Regions from separate parts of the Mus musculus genome. Here all the other regions are linked to region 3. A link is a loop called in an ENCODE intact Hi-C map of the cell type or tissue named here. Cell type or tissue: left cerebral cortex. All regions are shown on one strand. Links, peaks and the distances in the headings refer to the core of each region. The heading gives the core; the rest is flanking DNA.

Evidence for each region. Peaks named below come from ENCODE experiments on the same cell type or tissue, not always from the same donor. Only the 100,000 strongest peaks of a DNase experiment are listed, where the experiment ranks them.
Region 1: it touches region 3 in a loop (6-fold over the local background); 15 of 42 quality-filtered maps call a loop at or near these places.
Region 2: it touches region 3 in a loop (7-fold over the local background); 6 of 42 quality-filtered maps call a loop at or near these places.

The regions. Positions count from the first base shown.
Region 1 is chr12:70,501,620-70,509,482 of GRCm38, reverse strand. No RefSeq gene overlaps it. Among named protein-coding and RNA genes, the nearest start is that of Gm32219, 30 kb to the left of the region's middle. In left cerebral cortex, for the core only: no CTCF peak of the experiment used is centred there; no DNase peak of the experiment used is centred there.
Region 2 is chr12:70,723,881-70,731,743 of GRCm38, reverse strand. It overlaps Gm40437 (a long non-coding RNA gene), which reads left to right. Exons shown (of 3, transcript XR_872802.2): 3 at 2,068-2,452. Among named protein-coding and RNA genes, the nearest start is that of Gm40437, 14 kb to the left of the region's middle. In left cerebral cortex, for the core only: no CTCF peak of the experiment used is centred there; DNase peaks (open chromatin) are centred at 3,681 and 4,110; H3K27ac peaks cover 2,150 bases.
Region 3 is chr12:70,821,732-70,829,594 of GRCm38, reverse strand. Frmd6 (FERM domain containing 6) reads right to left here and starts at 4,081. Exons shown (of 14, transcript NM_028127.3): 1 at 4,022-4,081. In left cerebral cortex, for the core only: a CTCF peak has its summit at 3,964 (motif pointing right); DNase peaks (open chromatin) are centred at 3,125, 3,560, 4,161, 4,667 and 2 more places; H3K4me3 peaks cover 3,761 bases; H3K27ac peaks cover 3,841 bases.

The DNA of each region.
Region 1 (7,863 bases), core at 1,707-6,706, 320 kb after region 3:
TTTATGTATGTGAGTGCACTGTCGCTCTCTTCAGACACACCAGAAGAGGGCATCGGATCCCATTACAGATGGTTGTGAGCCACCATGTGGTTGCTGGGAATTGAACTCAGGACCTCTGGAAGAGCAGTCAGTGCTCTTAACTGCCGAGCCATCTTTCTAGCCCCTGGTACCTCACTTTCTAAGCGAAGAAAATGACATCCAAAGCCCTACGACTCATTCACAGACTTCATGCAGAAACAGTCCATTGACCAACCACAGAGGTTTTCCTAAGTCTTCTTTCTTGCCACTCTCTACCTTACAAGGTCAAGAAAAGTATTTTTCTTAATTTTATTTGCAAAGATACCCCCTGGCAAATGGTCTCTGCTAAGATAATTCCTCTAAAATCTGTTTTCTCATAGAGTAGAGTAGACCATGTGCAGAACCTGCCCCCTGCCCTGGTTGTCCTGCCAGAGAGAGGGTACAGGGTATATAGCAGGAATGGACATGGACATCTCTTGGACTAAAGCCACAGCATGTGGATACAATGGCCAACATTAGGTATCAGGGGCCCAGAGAGTTTTTCCTATGCCTCCTTCATTAAGTAAGGAGTGCTAATGTGGAAACACAGGTGTGCATTGGGAGATGCTTGTGAACTCTTGCAGAGATGAAATTCTATTTTGGGGGCAGATACCATGTTCAGTCTAGAAACTCTGCCTGAGGGCAGATGACACAGGCAGGATGAGCACAGGTCTCATCTCAATCCAGAGTCTCCGTTGGGCATTTCAGAACCATTTGGAATTGATATGCAAAATTCATGCAAATATGAGATGCAATCCCATTTTTGGTGGAGCCACCTACCACCAAAGGCAATGTCAACCCATTCGTGTCTACAGATTTTATTAATGTGGACTTAATGGATTATTTTTAAAAAATGGATGTTTATCTAAATATGGGCTGCTGCTGTCAAACAAGAAATCAAAAGAAAACAAGTGCTAGAATTCATTGAGCCTGAAAAAAATGGAGAGAATAAATCCAAGTGATGGTGCCCCCAGAAATCAGAAAGGCTGCTCCTTCTCAGGAGCCTACAGGCTACAGAAAGGCATGCATTTCTGGCTGAGTTTACAGGAGACCCTGGACAGGACATCTGGAGACCAGTAACAGGGTGCATATTCCAGCTTCCATTAGCACAGAAGGCTTTCTGAGTGGCTGAGGGTATCCCAAGTGGGAACCAAAACCATCTGACAATTTTCAGGAGAGGAAATAAGAGTTTCCAGACATTGCAGCCCATGATAATTTGCTTCTATAAAGTTACATTTTACAAGACAGTTCTTCATACCTGCTACAACCTTGTCGGGTTGAGTCCTTTGTAGATGAGAACATGTCTCAAGATCACGTACAATAAGCAGAAAGAAAACCTACACAGGGCTTATCTGTTTCTTTCTAACCTTGCTGGACCACATTCCCAGGCTTCAGTCTTCCTGGCAAGGTCCCATCCCAGTGCTCAGTCCACGTTCCTCTTATTCTCTTATTCAGCTGGAGTTACTTGCTTAAGAAATATCTGCTTTAAGTCCATCCCTGAACCAGGTATCCTTTTATGAGCCCTCACGATGCCACACGCCTCTCAACACTTACAAATATCATAAACAACCAACTGATAGATATTTAAAAGGGATTCGATCCACACTTTTGTAGAAATCAAGAGACTGGGTGTTATGTCAGATAGGTGGGTAGATGTTTCTTTGACCACTCAGCATATCCATTAGTTTTTAAATAAACAGATTATCTACCACTATGCAATAGTGAATCACCAAAAGAATGTAGCTGTCACTCTCTGTTTCTTTTTTTTTAAAGATTTATTTATTTTATGTATATGAATACACTGTAGCTGTCTTTAGACACACCAGAAGAGGGCATCATATCTCATTACAGATGGTTGTGAGCCACCATGTGGTTACTGGGAATTGAACTCAGGACCTCTGGAAGAGCAGAGGGTGTTCTTAACCACTGAGCCATCTCTCCAGCTAGCAAGATCCAATCCTCTCTCCTGTAGAAATTTCAGATCTACTCTGAAAACCATGAGACCCTCTCAAGGATAGGAACTGTGTCTCATATCCCCTTGAATCCTAATACAGTGCTGAGTAGGTGGTAGGCAAGCAGGTATTTGCTGAATAAATGGATCGCTAAATGACTTAGAATCCTCGGGCCATTACTCTTCCACTCTGCCTCTCTGCCTCTTCCAAGATGGAAGGCTTCAGAGCTGTTGCTACAGACATTCTTCTTCCGGGCCCTCATAGGGTCAGGGGCTTGGAAAAGCACAGCTTGGCACACAAATCTTGCTTATGGGTTTGGCTCAGATATCACATTATTTTCCTTATTAGAAGGAAATGCTAATGCAGAGGTGGTAGTGGGGAACAGGGACTTCCAAGCAGCTATAATCCCTGCAACCCATCTCCAAGGAGGCTAAAGGCTCCGGGACTCTTTTCTCAGGCCATTCTTAGTAGATAAGCCAAAGACGCAGATCCAGCGGACTGAACACAGGAAGGATAGAACATTCGAGAAACAGCACATCCATTTCCTCACTTCACTTCATTTATCATTCTCTTCATCATATGTCTATGTGTTCATCCTCTTTAACATTTGGAGTACCAAATTCTTTACAACTCCTTTCTTAAAATCACCTGCAGTTACTCAGTAGCAAAAGCCAACTCCAAGACCCTACCAGAGACTGCCTGACAAACAACCAATGCGCATGCTCCAGGCACAAGCTCTTGAACAAAAGCTGACTCCAAACAGTGACAGAGGCCTGGGGAGCAGCCTTTGAAACCCCAATCTTATCACACACAGAGTATCTCTGGCCCAGTTAGAGAGATAGGACAACTAAATAGCTTGGGCCTGGTCTTTGTCACTTAAAAACACAGTTCAATGTTCCAGGCTAGGCTTGAATGGCACAGAAATGCAATGGATTTTGCTTTGTTTATTTTGAGCAGGGACATTTTGGCTGCCTATTCACAAACCACGGCAGAACCAAAACACAATTTTCTAAGTGTCTTTTCACTCACAGGTCTCCTTGTCAGTTGTCACTGCTCTATGCCCAGCCTCCTGCTAGAGCAAAATATTCACCGAGGTAGTGCTCATTATCTGAGAGGGGCTAAGGAGACAGCAGACCCAAATATTCACTAATGGCTCCTGGATCCCATCTTTCTTTGAAATATGAGCACATTTAATATATCTACAGCCCCGAGAGTCTAGCCTTCATCCTAGCATCACATAGTTTATGCTACCCAAGACTTCCCATATGACTGCAGAGATACAAAGCCTTTTGGAACCAACTCATGGCACTGTGCCCGGGAGCCCAGATTAATAATTATGATACACATGCTGGAGAAATGTCTACAGCATTTTTATCTACCTGAAGGACAGTCGGGGTATGTTGGCTGGGCTGAGTAAGACAAATTCATCAGTATTCTCTTTCTTCCCGTTCTGCTTCTTTAAAATGTGGCAGAGATGTGGACATTTGCAACATTTAATTCGCTGGTGCTTTTATTAACGCCAAGTGGTTTTGTTATTTTAGAGACATTAATAATTGATTATACAGAATTTAAGATGTTCATGAAATAATCATTCTTGGCAAATTTAAAGGTGTAATCTTGGAGATAATTAAATATTTACCAGTCAGATTTGCTTTAAGTCACGTTCTGTATGTTGTGAGGTACTGCAGCTGATAGACTTTTGCGAAATACAGGTTGGTTTGGCTGCTTTCTAAGAAGTATCCTGAAACTCAACGTCCTTTGCTTAAATCAAGATCTATAAGTTTGTTTGTTTGTTTGATCCTTTGTGGATGTCGAGTTGATGTCTAAGAGGAGGACAGGTTCTCACATTGGTGAAGCAGATGCAAAGGATTGTAGGTATGCAAGATGTCCCTGCTCTCACACTGTGTGGGTAACCATGGGCTAACTCTGCAGTCAGTCTCAGCAGAGGTGGCTCTCAGTAAAGGGACTGTTATCATTTTTCTATAGAGATGGTGATGGCTCCTTGGATAGTGTAATACTGCATTTCACCATTTTCTATAGTGTGTAAAACATACTTTCTCATATACCACCAAAAAACAAACAAACAAACAAACAAAAGCAAAAATGAGAAATGAAAACAACTTTCTTTTAACCTTCACGATAAGACGCTTCCTCCAGTCACACCACCTTCTGCTTGCTTGCAGGTTTCACTAACTGGGATGCAAACAGTTTCTGCAGTTGGGTTTGTGATAGCCAACCCTTTTTTGCATACCTAGCAATAGCCTCATCTACCTAAGGGATGGCTGGCTCTTCCTAGTTTAGAGTTGGGGAAGCTTTCGGATATGGTCGTTTCTCAGAGCATGCATATCTGCTTCACAGACATCAAATGAAAGCCCGCCTCTCTGTTTCAAGGGAAGTGATACTCTTCTCTTCACTGTCAAACCATGGTTTAGTCTTTCTGAGGACCTTCTGAATGGCAATTGAACCCTAATTCTACTATCCTCTAGATGCACTCAGTTCAGCTGAAGGGATGACAACAAAAGCTGCTATGACTATCTTCCTAACAACTGCATACTCCCTGAACCTGGCCATCACCATCAATATATCCCCAGAGATACTGAGAGGAGAAAAATGTACATTCTAGAATCACTCAAATGTGGCTCAATTCAATAATCCTGCCTGCACGCTAATGCTGTAGCCAACTAGTGGTCACAACAAAGCTGTAGAAGAAAATAACTCCAACTAAGACTAGGATAATGGTAAATGAGTATCCCTGCCCCTTCCTGCAATGTTATTACTTGTTTTCATTAGTTTGTCTTTGTTTGTTTGTTTCTGCAGCATTGGGAGTAAATTCAGGGTCTTTCGTGTGCTAGGCATGTGCTCTATCATTTGTCTCTATCTCATGCCCCATCTCCATTATTGTATCTTTTAAAAATATTATTGTTTTATGAGTATGAGTATTTTGCCTGCATATATGTCTGTGAGTATGTATGTGCCTGGTATTCATAGAGGGTAGAAGAGGATGTCAGATCCCTTGAGATTGAAGTCATTAGAGATAGTTGTAAGCCACCATATGGGTTTTAGGAATCATACTCAGGTCTCCTAGAAGAATAGTCGGTGCTCTAAACCACTGAGCCATCGCTCCATCATCCATTATTCTATCTTAAAGGAGCTTAAAGCCACTCTGACCTACTCATCTACAGTGTATCTTTTTATCATGACCTTCATGAAATTATCTCTGTCTGTCTGTCTGCCTGTTTCTCGTCTTTTTTCTTCTAGTGATTTAAAAGCTAAAGCAGGTGGATGACTCATATTTCAGCTGTCAAAGCTAGTACTATGAGCTCATGATACAATCCCTTCTCCTTTTTATCATACTTTCATTGAGTAGTAGGAGGGAGAAAGACTGCTTTTGCCGATGAAAATATGGGGGAAGGGATGGAGGTGGAAAAACAAGTCTAGCCTTCCAACTCTTGTCTTCTCTAATCTATGACTTCAAGACCACTGTGGAAAGAGACATCCCATAAATACAAGAAACTTGTTAAGATCCCCTAAAGAGTCCCTCATCACAAACTACTCTTCATGGTGGAAAGAATTAACTATGCACTACTTGAAGTTGAAGGAAACCTGTTTATGGATGATGCTCCATTTAATGACTACTCATTGGATGACACAGATCCTGCAAATGCATTCTTGAATTTTATACACTCCATGGACATCTGAGGACTTACGTTGCCTGTGTCTTATTGCATCTCATCACAGCATTCATGTACTTAAAGATTTTTTTTTAAAGATGCTTGGTTCTACCTGAATTCAAAGAGACCAATCCAGCCTTGGAGGAAGAAAATTCCTGCCCAGGAGATCTAGGTTTCCCATTAACAGTTGCTAAAGACACCCCTTAATTTCTCACCTAGACATTGTTTGGTCTTCAGGCAGAAGTTGGTGTTGAATAGTTTTTCAAAATGCACAAACCACCAAACCACCATGCAAGAAAAAAACAGGGTCCTCCTCACTGGGTTCATTCACAATATCCACCTCTTGCCACACTGTCGTATGATCCTTGAGTGAAACACAACTCCTGGAGGATTCATTGCCTCTCCTTTCATCCTTCACTCCCTTGGAGGGGAAGACATCTTCCGAAAGAGTCAGGGACCCCCTGTTCCCTGCCAGGGAAACTCCTGACCAGGACTGGGTTTCCTGGTGTTTATAAGCTGGCTGGTGGTCAGGGATTTTCCAGTCTCTTACTCTTCTGGAAAAGCAACTTTATTTTTCATTTTAAGTGAGGACATTTACGTGTCACTGGAGTGCTGGGACTGACAAATTGGATTGGAGCCTGCTTGGTGAAGCCGGAGCCAGTATCATGTAAGGACACAGACACTCTGGCCTCTTCCCCTACATTAACTTGAGAATATGAATATGGACTTTTAATTAACTTCCCCACATCCTCTCTTGGACAGGAGACAGGGTTCTGATCTTAGCTTTTCTTTCTGTCACAAAGGGTCTGTTGAAATGAAAGCTGTAGCTATTTGGTTGTTTGTTATTCTTCTCTTGCAGACATTGATGCCTCCAGGGACATTGGGAACATGGAGAGCCTCCAATACAGTTTCATCTGGAATGCCACCACCACCAATAATGGTAATACTATACAGTGTTAATGGTATAATAATGGTAATACTATACAGTGTTTTTGAGTTCATAGAACTTTCAGCTTTGCTATCACGTCAACTTGATTTAATCCTCTCTCCCAACAGTTCCATAAGCTCATCTGTCATGAACGCAGCAAGAATTGGGTGAATCCGATGGCACGTTCCAAGTATTTAGCTGGAAATTATTAAAAGACAGGACTACTCCAAAGACAAACCAGACAACATGAATCTCAATACTAGATAATATGAGCACAAAGTAGGAACAGACTATCAGAATGGTAAGACAACTGGGCACTGGCAACAACAGGAAGTAGTCATCACCCCCTAGCCTAAGAAACCAATCAATCAAGAAAACAGAAACCACACCACTTATAAATAAGAAAAAGTAGGTAGAAGGATTCATTTTAAATGGTTGGGGAGCTTTCTATTACATGTGAAAAGTAGCCACATTAGTAGATCTAGACCACAGATTGATGGCTAAGGGCCTAGAAGGAACACACAGGAGGTGTTTGATGGGTTCAGGTTCGGAGTTGTGAGAGAGAACAGTCCTGGAGATTAGATGCACGGTGAATGTATGTGATGCTACCCAACTGTGCTGCCAGCATGGCCAAGTCGATGCATCCCATTATGCAGTTCTCATACACACTGCTCCTTATTTCTCACCTTGATAAAATTGGCAGGGGAGTAGAATCTGAATGTGTAAAGTGTTTGCAAGCGCGTGCACACACATGCACCACACACACAAAACTGGAAAGGGGTGTGAAAAAGCAGCAGGGTCCAGAAGCAAAGCTTCGGTGTTACAGCCCAGATCAAAGGGGGGCACAGATGTTGGATGTAGGCTCCTGAAGGACAGGAGAAGCTGCTGGACAGCAGCACCATGGGGATGGTACCCAGAGGCTGGAACCCATCATCACAGTATCCAGAGAGGCGGTGGCTGCTAAAAGGAGTGTGATTGGGGGTAGGGGATGGAGGGAGCAAGCAGAGGGAGAAACAGAGTCTTCCTCCAGCCTTCTGGGTTCCTTGAACCAGTCTATATTGGCAAACCAAACAAAGTAGCTGGCAAAGGGGATATGAAATTCTCAAGCTTAGGACCAAAGAGCACAACAGAGAAGGGTGGTTAAGGAGCTGAACAGTATTAGCATAATACTAAGCATGTGGCGGGGCCAGGTTATAGGGATGGCAAACAAGAGGAAGGAGACTGCACCCCTAAGCCTAAGGGCATGAAGAACCAA
Region 2 (7,863 bases), core at 1,707-6,706, 98 kb after region 3:
GTATTTACACGGGAGAGAGAAAGGTAAATAGCACTTAGCCCTGGCTTTGGAGAAGCTTCTGAGTAGCTGAGGTGTGTACAGATGACCACATCAAAGCAGGGGCTGATTATAAATTGCCTCTGTGTTGCTCTCCCTCCAACCTTTGAACAAATCACCCAAGGATCTCAGAGATTACATAGGAAGTATACGGAACCCAGCGTATAATTAAGGCAACAGCAGCACCAGCTGGGGTCTCTTGCCTTTAATGGGTCAGTCCTAGTTTGTGTTGCCTTTTTGGCCTGCATTGGTATCTAATGAAACCTACAGACTTGGAAGTCCTTGGAATTAATTGGCTCTGAAGGCAGGTCTCCCACTTGCACCTGTGAAAACAAAACGCTTGTAGCTGAAGTAGCTCTTGGCACACAGTAGGCAATCATTATATGTTTACTGAGGCAATAATAGTTAAAACATAACATTTGGTCTAAATTTGGTCTGAACTGAATTGTATATTTATGCGTATACATTAATTGCTATCATTCAAAACACTACATTTCCATATTATTTAAGCAGATCTGAACAGCACAAGTGCTGGAGAGACTACATATTTCCCAACAAATATCTGAAGATCTCTTGTTCCACTAGAAAGCTCAGAGAGTAGGTTTTGTCAGGTAATGGCCACAGGTTCAATAGGTCCATATTGCTGTCCCATTCATTGAGTGAACAAACCAATAATAATCAAATTCATATTACAGTTCGAGTCTGGATTCTCTCCCATAAGCTCGTGTTTCAGGTGTGTTCTTCCCAGGAGTGAGCGGTTCTCTTTTTGGAGACAGGGCAGGCTTTAGAGCTGTGGTTCTCTGCCTTCCTAATGCTGCAACTCTTTAATACAGTTCCATGCCTTGTGGTGACCCTCAACCATGAAGTTATTTTTGCTGCTACTTCATAGTTGCCATTTTGCTACTGTTATGAATCGTGACGTAAATGGTTTCTGATGGTCTCAGGGGACCCCTGTGAAAGGGTCGCTCGGCCCCAAAGGGGTTGCGATCTACAGGTTTGAGAACCATGGCTTTAGAAGGTAGAGCCTAGCTAAAGGAAGTCACTCAGGGTGCAGCTTCAGCAGTTATCACAGGATCCTGGTGTCAGCTTCTCTCTGACAGGATGTCAGTAAGCACCCTCTTCCAGACTCCTACCCCCAGCCTTGCTTGTCCTGAAGCTATAAGCCCAAAGAAAATCTTCCCTCTTGGGTTGTTTCTGTCAGGTAATTATAGTCACTGCAGCGTTAAAGTAACCAGTGTAGTTACTAAGCTGGGTCAAGTCTTTTTTCAGATTCCTTGGTTTTTACATAACACCCTGTGTCCCAGGATCCCTCACGGGGTGCTGGACTATGATTACTTCTTATTATGACCTTATAAGCCTCCTGCGGGCTAGGACAGTTTCTTGGACTTTGAGTGGCCTTAATAATCATTTGAGAAGTACTAGGCAAGTACTCTGTAGAAAGCGGGGCCTCATCTGCTGTTTTCTTTGTGACTAGGCCCTGGTTATTGGTTCAGGGACAATCACAGACTCGGCCCGTGACTCTTACATCAGAGCATTCCAAGAATGTATATGCTGACCTTGACCCCTGACCCCTGGCTGGGTCGGTGTTTGCAGTGCTCACCCATTGTAACTTTGTTAGCTTTTCATTCTCTCTGTTGCCCTCACTGTTTACAATCCTCACAGGAAAAATCGGGACTTAAACACCATTTCTTTGAGGCAGAGAATCTGTATCAACTAAAGGAGTTTTGAAGCAAAACTTGTTCCTTGCCTCCTGATTTATTTATTTAGCAAATGGTGCATTTATGTACTGTGGAGTCTTAAATACTAATTTCCTGTTTTAGGTTATAATCCAAAGATGACTTCATTTGTTTTCCCTCACGTTACAGGCTCAGCGCTGGGAGCTGCCGCAGTGGCCCCTTCATCTCTTTGACACTTCAGTGCTGCTTTATTTATGTTTATTTATGTATGTTTCTGTTTTATTTTAGTCCTTTGCTGCTGTCTGCCTTCAGAGAATACTCTGATTAATCTTGTGCATTTCCACCCCTGTTCTAGAACCAGCCACATGTCTGAAAGCAACACCTGGGCAGTTGGCTGCAGCTTTGACGTCGAGGCGGAAGCCTGTTCTCCTAAAGGATCTCACGATTCCATTCTTCTTCTTCCTACTGCACGGGCACAAAGCCTGCCCCTCATCCTTCGGGTGACCCACACTCCTTCCCTCTCTTAGCTCTCCACTGTAGGCAATGTTTCAAAGCCAAAGGACATTAGAAAAAGCTTCCGGCAAAAGAAGGCCTTAGGAGATTCTCTCTCTTGGAAACAAATAGAAAAATCTTGCTTCTGTCTATCCTTGGCAGAGACTCTGGGCTGAGACTTGTGGTTGTAGTACTGGCCCTTGGGGGGAATATGGCCATTTCATAGTAACAGAAAATGCAGCTCAATGGGCTGGAGAGATGGCTCAGCAGTTAAGAGCACTGACTGCTCTTCCAGAGGTCCTGAGTTCAATTCCCAGCAACCACATGGTGGCTCACAACCATGAGATCCAACGCCCTCTTCTGGTGTGTGTATGAATACAGTTACAGTGTACTCATATAAAATAAGTAAATCTTTAAAAATAAACAAACAATCCAATAGTTTATAAAGCTCAACTGGAAACCACAAGGAAAATGTAGTCAGGTCAGTAGGCTAACAAAACTACCCCAAATCAACTTTGGGCTGTGCTATCTCAGTGTGCAGGCCTTATCATATGCCTGACTGCACACCCTCCTGATGACATGACACCAACACAGGATTAGGCACAAATCCACGTACAGACAGTCATAGGCACTAAGAGAAACACATTTCTAGGAACCTCTAGCAGACCTTCTCTTAGAGTTCTCAGTCTCAGCTGAATCATATGCTCGCCCCTAAATCAGTCATCGATAATTAAATGGTTTCAACTAGAAAGACTATATCCTCTCCCTGAGAGGTGTATATTAACTAAGACTGTGATTCTCTTCAAAGGGAAGAAAGGGAAAGGGACTTGGGCTAACATGAAGAGGGTCTAGTAAAGCTGGGCATGGACTAAGACATTCCTTCACAGTTCTGGTTGAGTTTCCTGGCTGAGGAGATTGCTCAACCAGGAAAGTTCTTGCTATACATTTATGAGGACCTGGCCCAGATCCCCAGAGTCTTTGTGAGAAAGCATGGCATGGCTGTACTCGCTCACAAGATCAGTCAGTGCTTGAGAGATGGAGACATGCATCCTTGGCCTAGTCACCAAGCCCCAGGCCAGCAAGAGGGCCTGAGCCTCAAGAATGATACTCAAAGTTGACCTCTAGCCTTTACATACATGTGCATGTTTGCAAATGTATACACACAAACATCTAAGGTTGAGCCTTCTCATGTGTGTGTGTATGAGCACACTTGTACACACACACATTCTTAAAATATTCGTTTTATGGAGACAAGGTCTCATGTAGTATGGGTTGGCTTCAAACTCACCCTGTAGCTAAGGATAGATTTAAATTCCTGATCTTCCCTTGGCCTCCCAAGTACAGGCATGACAGCCAGAACGCACCATGCCCAACTCCTTTTCAGAACCTTTACATATTTCTCCTAGGGTGAGGCCTCTGAAGAGCCTGAAGAAGGCTTACATAAAGGGAGTTTATTTTGGGACCAACTCATGGAGCAGAGTGGGCGGAGCAGAGAAACAAAACGAGGAGAGGGCCAGAGAAAGTACTGTTGGTAGCCAGTGTTCTGTCAGTCCCTAAGAGACATGTTGAGGAGTCTGTTGAAATCACCTTGGCGTTTACCACTCAGAGACTAAAGGGAAGAGGCACTAATTTATCAGCCTCAGTACACCAAAGAAAGGTGGCCCCATGGGTATTAATTTACCCACCCCCACCACCTCCAGGCTGGATAATTGTGAGTTCTCTTCAGGTTCTCACACTTCAGCATCAGTGGGGTCTGGGGCAGGAAGCATGACACTGCTATGGGCTGAGGCCAAGGGCTGATAAATTATACCTCTGAGCAGCTGACCAGAGCTTGTCTGGAACGAGCTGTCACTCCAGTGACTGTCTAAGGGAGTGAGGCTGAGAGGGCGTGAAGAATGGGCATGAAATAAGTACCTCGCCCACAGCTCCATCCCAATTATAAGCATTCACCATCTGGAAAAATGCTTAATCCAAGTGTCCAATAGACTGCAAGCTCCTCCAGGACACGGGGATCTCGTGTCTGGGCGTTACTGATCATGAGTTGAATGTGAAATATGTCCCACAGACTAATGCTTGGTCCCCAGAGGCCAGTGCTATCTTGGGAAGTGGTAGACACTTTAGGGGACATATCGTGGGGGAGGATGAAGGTCACTGGGGGAGGCACGCCTTTGAAGGTTATACCTGGTCTCCAATCTCTTTCTTGGTCCCCATCCACAAACCCTTACCCCTGGCATGCGCTTTCGTTCAATTGTAGGAAGTCAGGAAGCCATGAACTGCAGCCCTTTGAAACCGTGAGCAAGATAAATCTTTCTCCCTTAAGCGACTTCTGTCAGGTGCTTGGTCACGGTGGCAATAAACAGACAGATAATCCTGTTCTTGTTCCTAACCCAGGTAGAATATACACACTGAGGATGTCTTGGATGAATAGATGGCTTTTAGAAAAATGAAGAAAAAAAGAGAATCTAATTACCAGACACATCATTTCAAAGAGAAAGTGTTCAATAATATCCATCCGTAAACCCATCCAACTGCTCCAGGCACGCCCTAAAATCACATGGGGTTCCCAGGGTTCCTGAAACCTTTGAGGGTGTGGGCTAGGGTCGGCCAAGGCCTTACCTTGTGTACCTACCGACTCATGCTCAGATTGGAGTTTATCTGTTGGAAATCATCCCTTCCTGCCTCACTCTAGCAGGATTCTGTGTGGCTGTGTAGAATTCACAAAAGTCCACATTCAAATGCTTTCCCTCTTAACGTCTCCCAGGTTTCCCAAGAGGTGAACTCCTGAAAGTTTCCTGGATGCCGATCCTGTTCTACTGTGGAGAATGTACATATTCTGGCCTCCCAATTGACCTGAAACCTAATAGTCCCAGAGAGAACCCTACCAGCTCAGTATTGAAAGCAAATTCAGATATATACAATGTTCCCCAAGCAGCCATTTCATTGAATGTAACCTTTTGGGGGATGCATCTCCCCCATGCCTCTTTTCTTATGGTTGTCTTATTTATTATTCTCTGTCTTTTAAATTTAAATAAAAAAATTTTCCTGGGCAGTGACTTTGTCAGTCATCCTTCAACCATCCCAAATAGTTGTGAATGCTGAACCATTAAGAGTGACTAGCCATCTGCTTTCTTCATAAGTAATTTAAACTATAAGGAAGATGTCCTGTGTTTCTTTTTGCTGTTGGTTATCAAGGATCCCATAATCTCTTGCTTTCATCTTGATGTAACCCTATGTGATAAAAGTCATGTTGCCATTCTGCACAGTTAAGGACATTTTTAGGAAAGAATATATTTTAATAACAATTGTGAAGACTATTAATACTATTATCCTAAAATGACATTTCCCATCATTTAGGATTTGTCTGTTGATGACATTGGTTGCCATTAGAGACAGTAGAGACTTTGAATTCCAGAAGAGTTCTAAGGGATGATAATTTAGCAATTTATTTCAGGAGATCTTTATAGAAACAGAAGTTATTAATAATATAGGTCTACTAGCCAATGGCCGTCTTTTCTTTGAACTGCCCTAATGATAATCACCTAGCAGAATTGATGTCTGCAGACCTGTGACTTCCTGCAGGAGTCACTGAAGATCCAGGTCTGGGAGATTGGAAGTCTGTGTCCCTTGTTTATGGCAAAGCAGTCTCACATCTGGTATTCAGGTCCCTGCCATCTCGTAGGCAATATGAACCTCTTCCTGGTCTATCCCAGAGGCACAATGTTCCTGTGTGAATTTTGTTTGGTTTTTGTGCTGTTACATTTTAAAGTAAGTTAGTTTCCATTACTTCAGAATCAGGACTTTCATCTACATTATCTAACAGTTGGCTTCTTTGAGATCTTGTACTCCAGGGCCTTATATTGTGACTTGAATGAAATTTAATAGTGGCTGCCCTTGGGAAGCAGGTGGGCAATCCAGGCTTGCAGAAGGATCCCAGCAAGTTTATAGCTGCATCATGCCCAGTGAACTCCACATGTGGAATTCCTGCTTGTCACCTAGAACCACCAAGGTCTATGCACACTGGCAGAGATCCAAGGGCACTTGGCATCCTTCTTGATGCTTCTCTGGACCCTGAAAACACTGTACCCAGGATCTCAGAATTACAAAAGGAAAAATACCTGTCAGAATGCAGTGTGGAATCAGGATACCAACATCAGATCTGTAGGTCATCTGAAGAGCTTGCAGGGGAGAGTCCACCAGCCAACGCCAGTAAAGACCCACCTGCCATCCTCGACAGCGATTTATCACTAAACTTACTCCATTTACAGGAAACTCAATTAGAAAACTTAAAATTTACTCATTGATTCCACATATTAATTATGCATCATGATACGCTAAACCATATTCTAGGCATTACCTTGTTCAAACACTGGTTTAGAATCAATAGCACGGGGGGGGATTATCAGATTAAAAAGGGGCTTATAAAATGATGAAAACATTCCATTTATTGCATATATAAATTATTTCTGGTATTTCCTGAGAACATAACAGTTAAGGGTAAATAGGAATAGTCCCATGTGGTCCTCTGTTAGGCCAACTAACAAAAGCCAAAGCAAGGTCTACATATACACAAATACATAAAATATCATAGCAGGCATCCCATGATATATTAATAGGCCCCACAATATATGTATTTGTTCATACATATGTAGTACATTTTTTATATGTTCATTTATATAAAGATTTCATAATCTATTCACCAAAATGCCTAATGTTGGTTCTTTGTGTCTGCTATTATGGTGTCTGATCTTTTGTTTTCTTCTAATCCTCTGTATTTTAGGTCAATCTTTCTTTTACAGGAAACCTAAGACTCTATGTCATCTTTCAAGAAAATTATTATAAAAGTTGTATGTGCTTAAAAACACGTTCCAAAGTGCTGAAGCTAAAGGAGATAGTGACCCAAAAATAAAACCTTCTGGATTATGATAATTCCTACCATTCAGTTACCCATTGAGACAGGGCAAGTTTGTTTCTTGGTTGTGGGTAGCAGGGCCTGGCCTAAGATGTAGGGGTCTGAAGGACAGTCAGAGACAGGCAGAAACAGCTCTGGTGCTGGAAGAGAATCTGCATGGCTGAAGGATCTTGTCTTCAGATCATCATGACAAAGGACAAAGGAAGTCTTTCAACACCACTCTTGGCCCCATGGGTGAGGAGATGGCTCAGGTGGGAAGGTGCTTGGCTCAAAAGCATGAGGACCCAAGTTGGAGCCTCAGCATCCACAAAAGGAGCAGGGTACGAGGACATGCACCTGTAGTCCCAGCCGAGGCTAGCCTTAAATTCACTATGTGGTAGAAGACGACCTGAGTTCCTTCTGCCTCCACCTCCTGAGGGCTACGATTACAGAGCTGTACCACCGTGTCCTGCTTTTTTAGGAATCTTGAGCTGGAATTAGAGTATCATTTTTTATGAGATGGACTCTGCTCATTTGTCTAGGGGAAGAGCATCTTGAGGGAGTTGGGACATACAAGCACAAATGACATTTTCACCAAAATGTCAGGGAAGCTGCGGCCGTTCCACGTCCACACATCAGTTGGCTCCAGTTTAAACAATATGCGGCATGCAGTCAAAGAGAGCAAATAACTGAAGCCCTTCGCACCTCCCAAAGCAACTGTGATTGGAGGTGAGAAGGGAGGACGCAGATTGTTCCCCAGGGTCAATTTCT
Region 3 (7,863 bases), core at 1,607-6,606:
GTAATGACAGTCAGCCCATACACACCACTTAACAGCAAACTGGTGAATCAACATTAAGGGAGGCAAGGTTTCCAGGACAACAATCAATTGCCAGCTCATTCCAGGCTGTATACAGACCCCTAGGCACATCAATTCCCGAATTTGCCCTTTGCCCAGCTAGAAAGATATTCTTTTAATTTCTATTTTCAGATAAAAAGTTCTTCCTACTTCAGCATTGATTTTTCACTATTTATCCTTCTAAGTTTAAATTTTTCAAGTAACCCAGTGCTCAATATTCTGCTACCTAGTTCCTCTTAAATTATTCCTTTAATTTGTTTCTTCTTACTTACATAGATCAGCAAAGCCCTTCTCCAGGACAACGGGCAAACTGAAAAGCCCTCTCAACTATCCCCTATCCAGAGTTTGGCCAGAGAAGCCAGCAATACCACTTTTCCTGCTCAGCTTTAGAGAAGATGGGCTTTAATTAAAATTTCACTATTCATAAAACACCTTCACAGAAATCATGTTTCACACATAACCAGAACATAGCAAAGTTACCAAATGTGTTGTTATGTAGCCAAACAAAAGCCAGAGGTGGTGGCTCACACCTTTCATCCTAGTATCCTAGAACTAGGAGGCAGAGGCAGGTGGATCTCTGTGAGTCTGAGGCTAGCCTGGTCTACACAGGACAAGCCAGAGAGCTATATAGTGAGACCCTCTCTCAAAAAACAAACAAAACAAAACAAAACAAACTAATCAAAAGACAAAAACAACGAGAACAAAACAAACCCCACAATCATACAATGACTTCCTAAAAACAGGAGGTTGGAAATGTCCATCAGAGCTTGTGTGGAGTACTGATGGATTGGTTAAAAATGTATCAGTCTGGCCCGGTGTGGCGGTGGGCATCTTTAACCCAAGCACAGAGGAAGCAGAGGCAGGCAGTTCTCTTCCAGTTCAAGGCTACCATGGTCTACACAGTGAGTTCCAGGCCCAGGGCTGTTGCAGAGAGGAACCCTGACTCTCGGAAAACAATCATTCAATTTTCTCATTTAAACTGTGCTTGTTTAGAGTAAGGAGGGGGCAGAGGGTTGAGGTTAATCAAACAACAAAATAACTTGAAGCCACAAACTCTTATAGCTGAATTCTATTGAAGGCTGTAAACACCTGAAATTTGTTTGTCCCCTGCCCCAACTCCCGTTAAAAAAAGAAAAGAGAAGAGAAGAAAAGAAAAGCTAGACTCAAATAACTAAAACCAACCCTCTTTAAGGCTAGTTACCCTAAAGGGTATATACCTCCTGCTCTTACATCCAGAAACAGACTCCATGTACTACACTAGGTCACTATGAGGCTCAATTAGGAATAACAGGAAAATAGCCCTCTCTGCGTATGTCCAGAAAGCTTTCTACTCTTGAGAAGATTTAAAATAACATTAAAGCGACTTTGGAGAAAGCCCATGAAATTCAGACTTCAATTCAGAAACAGGCCTATGGGATAATTTGTGGATGCCATCTGGGATCCAGACAGCCTCATCAACAAAAGGCAAACTTGTTGAGATCACCCAAACCTACAATTCACATACATTTCTACATCTGGACTGAATTAATCTCTTCTTGGTACTGGCTTTCATGTAATAAAATAATTGTTTGCAGGTTTTATTTAAAAAAAAGAAAAAGAAAGAAAACACGGCTCTAGAAATCAAAACGTAAAACATTCAAGTTGAAAACTACAAAGAATTCTTTTATCAGAAACTTAGTTGTGAGACAGGAGTCATTTACACAGAACTCTTAAAAACTGAGGACTCTGTCCAAAACAATTCTATTTGAAACCTGCATTCCAAGCAACTGCCACAAAAGGCTACACAGCCCATTATGTCATAAGTTCTGAAAGCCAAAAGCTTTATAAGCATAGTTAAATGTGGAATGGTCTCCAACAGCCCCCAATTCAGCCAACCCAGTTGAATGGCAGATTTTTAAAAAACCTGTATAGCATACGGGAGCATTTTGTTTTAAAAGGAGGGCTTCCAGCCTGCCCGTGTTGCTTTCGGGTATTTTCCTGTAAAGCTCGGGGTATCTCAAATCTACACCCTCAGACTGTGTATCTGAAACTGATGTCTTAACCCCTGCTAACCCCAAAAAGGAAGCGATGGGAAAGTCAGAAGATTTGCCTGGCTCAAAATGTTTTGAGCCCTGCAAGAGCTGTGACTGTGTCAGATCGCAGGTATTTCTGTAAGCCACTCAAAGCTGGTAGGTGGGCGGGGAAAGGGGGGGTAGTTCTTATTACAGTCAGTCTGCTTTCTGGAGAAGATATCCTGCAGATAACTTGATATAGGATATCCCCGGGGGGACCCTCGCCATCCAATAATCTACCAGAGGTCTCCTTTACTATAAAATATTAAGTGAGTATGTTTATAAACATACCCTCCCCTTAAAACCCTCACATTTCCATGTCAACCACCTCCAGTTGTGGAGTATTCTCATTTTTAACGTAAAACTATAATTTCTCAAAACCACACCCAAGGAAAATGATTAGGTGCTAGAAGTTTTACTACAAAGGACCGAAGCAAAAGGCATCTGTTTTCCTGCTCCATTCTGCTCTCTTCCCCTCCCCCACTCTCCATCCTGCAAGCCATTTGTAGGTCTTGGCTGTTACAACTTTCTACAGCACTCTCAATGCTCTAGATTCGGGATAAGAGAAAACAAACAAACAAAAACTCTTTTTGTCCTTTCAACAAAGTCGGGCCTAAATTTATGCTCTGTTCTTAAGAAAACTCAAAAGTCACAGGCCTTTTAAATGACAGATGTATTACGGAAAATTTTCCCCACAGAGTTTTTGATGCTGTGAAATATCAACTCCCTGAAACCACAGAAAGGAAATGACTTACATTCTTGGAAAATGAAGCCACTAGCAGTTTTCTCCAAAAGCATTCTCTAATCCCCAAACTACACACTGTGGCAACAGTGGGTATTTCGTGCAAAAACTAAATGTAGGTGGATGCTTCGAAGACCGGTAAACAAACACCACTCGGTCCAAAGAAAGGGGGGAATCATGCGTGGAAAATCTGGCAAGGTACGCTTTCCCTTCCACGTTCAAACGCGCCGAGAATCCTTGCACAAGTTTTCCTTCCTCGCAGTGGGCACTACACAGCTCCCGGGGTGCAATGCTAGCAAAACAGACTGGCCGCTTATATAAATAAATAAACAAATCCCCCAAAGGTGTAAGGGGGCCACTGAGCCAGAATTTCTTCCGACACTAGCCACACAACTGTACGGTCTGAAAATTGTTCCAGCTTTTATCTCAACTTTAAATGTGCTTGCTTTGACAGCTTTCCATCCATTCCTGCCTTTAAGAAAGCGCTCCACCATCAGGCTAAGCCATTCTAGAACTCCAAGTGTTGTTTAAATCCTGTAGACTTCACTTGGGTGGCCCCGAGCTGTCCACATCCCCGCTTTCCCGGAGGGGAGGCTAGTGGTCTCCTTTACCTGGTCGTGTTAAGTTCCTCCAGAAACCAAAATTCTGCAGGCCGCACCCGGGACTCGTGTGTCCCCAAGGCCCCCTTCAGGGTTTCCCACACTAGGCACTGGCGGGGATACCGGACAGACGCGCTGGGGTGCCTTCCCGAAGTGGGCTGTCCGGCCTGCGCGCACAACAGGCAATACCGCACATCGCTCGGGTACGCGGGACTCACGGCTCGTCCCAGCTAGTTACGGACGGGGCGCTACAGGCAGGCACCCCTCGAGCCAGAGTCTCGGAGATCGGGGCGCAGGAACGCAGAGCCCAGCCCCCTAGCTCCGCGCTTCCCTCGCGGCCGAGGCTGCCCGGGGGCCCCGGGCCTCCCGCCCCGGCGTGGGCGAGCTCCAACTCGCGGAGAGGCGACCTGCCCGCCCGGTGCCCGACGCCCAGAGCCCCGTGAGAAAGAAGAAAGACGCCGAGAGCGGCAAAGCCGGGAATCGCACTTTAGACCAGCAGGGGGCACAGCGGCGGCCAGGGCGCGCCGTCCCAGAAAGGGGGCCAGCAGGCCGGCGCCCGCTCCCGCGCGTACCTCCAAAGTCGACAGCGCCAGGCTTCCGACTCACAACCGGCGTCTGCTCCAGCGGCGCCGAGCCTACTCGCAGCTCCCAGCACTCCTGCTGCCGCCAGACCAACGCTGCAGCTGCCCCGCCCCCCGCCCACGCCTTCCGCTCCGCCCCCTCGAGTTCACGCCCACGGCCCGCCCGAGACACGCCCTCCCTGCTCGAGGCCCCGCCCCGCCCCAAATTGAAGGCGGAGACCGAGCAGCGGAAGAAGCAGAGAGCTGGGGTGATCGCGGCTGCACGTGGAGCGCTGCCCCCCCCCGCCCCGCCCCGCTCCGCCCCGGACCCAACCAAGAGTCCTGCGGAGGGGTGAAGAGACCCAGGGACCAGGGGACGCGGGTGACATCGGATAACCGAGTCGGGCTCAAGTGGGTTATATAGAGTGAGATATGCTTTGCATGCCTTTCCCAAAGGGACAGAGGCTTCGGTGCGAGGGTAATAGACTGTCCGCCCTCCCCTCCTTCGGAATGGTCCCCTTCTCCGCTCATGCCCCCCCCCCCCCCATCCTCCCGCACACCCTAGTCCCTAGCCTCTCCCTCACAGGCCTAGACGGGTTACCTGGGGGTGGTTGTTTTACGTGAGCTGCGGCTTAATAAATCTGAACTGGGGCGGCCCCTGCGAGAAGAGGAGATTTCGTGATTCCTCTATCCCCCTCCCGTCAGGCGCCCACTTCGACCTCACGGTTTTTATCCTGCATGTGGGCTGTGAGTGCCGCCTAAGCCCATCCGCCCCCGCTCAGTCTGTCTCCCCAGGTTGAAACAGCCGCTGCCTGTGGCCCTCAAAATGATGTGTACCCTTGGTGAAGGTTGCCGGCTTGGCTGTGAGCAGTGCAAAAGACAGCCCTAGAAGATTTCAATAACCCCAAAGATCCCAAGAGGAATGGAGGGTTCTTTGCTCCTTTTGGTAGTCGGGTAAAGAAGCGAAGTCCACTTGTTTGTGCTGCACCTATCTGGACCTGCTTAGGTGTCTAGCAGCTTAAGTGTGTGTGTGTGGTGGGGGCACTGCCACCCACAGTTACAAGCTTCTAAGTGTTTTGTGGATGGTGCTGCTCCAGTGAGGAGAATCTGAGATTCTAGCTTTTTCATGTAGGTGCAGACACCTGAGGAAGAACACTTGATACCCCATAGAAGCTGTATTTGAAATAGCTGATTGCTGTGATTAAACACCAAACCAAACCAAAGCGTTTATTTCTGCACACAGCTCTCAAGTCACACTGCGTCGCTGAGGGAAATCAAGACAAGAACTCAATGCAGAAACCCGGCATGGCCGTGGAAAAGTGTTTCTTACCGGCCAGGCTCAGCTTGCTTCTTTATGTATGTAGGACCACCAAGCCAGGGACTGTAGCCCCTCTCCCTTCCATGTGAGCTGGGCCCTTTGACATCAATCATCAATTAGAAAATTCACCAAAGGCCAGTGTGGTTGGGGGCAGGTCTCAAGAGTTGAAGTTCCCTCTTCCCAAATAATCTAGCTTGTGTCAAATTGACATAAAAACTAGCCAGCCAGCCTGGTGGGCCATGGTGGCGCAGACCTTTAATCCCAACCCACAGGAGGCAGAGATGGGCAGGTGGATCTCTGAGTTTGAGGCCAGCCTGGTCTACAGAGTGAGTTCCAGGACAGCCAGGACTACACAGAGAAACCTTGTCTTGGAAACAAAACAAAACAAACAAAAGACTCCAAAACAACTATCCAGCAGACCTTTCAATTGCCTTTCCATTTTGGAGACCGTGAATAGTAAGTTGTTGCTGGCTTCCACAAGTGTGAGCACGTACAAAAAAAGATATTTTTCTCTCTTTTTATATTTACTCCGGATGAGTGCAAATTGGGTATTAATTGGTAATCAACTGCTGTCTAATGAGATAAACCAGCATACAAACAAGAAACATAGTACTATTTTGGAAAAAAGTTTCCTAAATCTGACTTATTTTCAGGTTTCATATATGAGAATCTAGCAGAGAAAAAAACCCCAGCATATTGTTAGACTGTGAAACATAACTGTGATTATAAAGCAATTAGGTAACCCAAAGAGCAAAGTATCTTATGGAGCTTTTTTTAAAAAAAGAAAGTGTGAGATCAGACTTATTGTCCAGGGCTAGATTGTGGTAAAATTTACTATGTGAAATTTTTTTTTTCTGAATTGTAATGGTCATATTAACAGTGTGAAGACCACAATAATCACTCTTACATGATATATTTTTGTAAACCATTTCAAGCTATCTAAGTTGGTTTTATAAACTTTATAAAATGCCCCTTGGAAGCAGCATGCAGCCAACTAAAGGGGACTGAGAAAGGATGTGTTTCTTATCACAGGATGGGCTCTTAATGTGCTCCTTACAATGAAGAATGCAGCAGGTCTGTATGTGGTCTGGTTTTATCCTCTGACGATGGGATCTAGTTTATTTTCGCTGGTCCGATGAGATGTTTCTCTGAAGTGGAATACTTCACCAAGTGATGCATCCGTGCACATCTTCAATGATTACTTTTTCAGAAGCACTTACATATCATCATTTTTCGCGTTGTTTTTCTTTGGCTCTAGTCCATGGGTGTATTAAGTACTCCCAACAATGGAGCATAGGGTTAGCCCCGGGGTTCAAAGGTTAAAGACCCCCCTGAATCTTACAGCAGATTGGGAGGATGGGCGTGCTGTTCCAGAGCTGCAGCATCCTCAGTGGTGCCACAGAGATGCTCTGGAGCAGCAGTGCTCAGCCTGGAGCCTCCAGGAAAAACATCAGACACTGTGGGAACAGAAGTTTGCCTAGGAACCAGTCCTTCTCAAATCTGTCAGCATATTGGGATCACCCAGAGATTAGCAACGACTATGTACTGCCTGGATTATAGAAACGTGGCTTTGGAACATTTGTAATATCCCCATATTAAATGGAGAAATACTTGGGGGTCAGAGGTTAGAATGTTTTCAGGTAGGGACTCAGAGTAAGAGAGCATCCAGAAGCATGCCTTTCTTTTAAAGCATGATAACCGTACAACCGTCCTGAGAGTCGAGAGGAATACGAATTTAGTCTGTCTGTTTGTCTGTCTGTCTGTCTGTCTATAACAAGGTGTTGCTATGTATTCCCGATTAACTTCAACTTGTGGTAATTCTTGTCCTTTCTCTGATTTCTCAGTGTTCTCAGAGAGCCATTGAGGAATCAAGAGCTGAAACCCGGCGCTGGGTCTTTTAAGATCCACATGTAGACACAAAAGTCAGAAACTGGTGAGTTCACGCTGTGGGAATCCATCCCGACCGCTGCTCTGTTTTCTGTTGTGAGCCCTGTCCTGTCCTCCCCATCTGATGTGCAGTGAGAAGCCTCACTCTGAGACAGCATCTCATCTTCACAAGGAATCCCTCAAGAGCCCCTGAGTTAGCAGCAGTGTCCCTTTGGCCAGCCCTGCCACTGCCATGTGACCTGCAACTCCTAGAGCTCAGAGCCTTCCTTCAAACTGGGTCACATCTTTGCAGGAAAGGAAGACTGGGCAGGGCCCTCCTGGCCTTAATGTATGGAGCCTTCCTTCTAACTCTGTAGTATTTGAACATTCTAGTTTTCCAGGGCTGAGACTGTGAAGTTTGTGGTAAAACCGACCATCCAGATTGTGTTCTATATCCTTTAAATGCTGCATAGAACCAACCACACACACTCTGATATTCTCTTACATGCTGCATAAAACCATGCAGACTGTATCCTATATCCTGTGCATGCTGTATTAAACCAAACTCTGCTTGCTCTCTCTCTCTCTCTCCCCCCCTCTCTCTTCTTCTATCCTCCCTCCCTCCCTCCCTCCCTCCCTCCCTCCCTCCCTCCCTCCCTCCCTCCCTCCC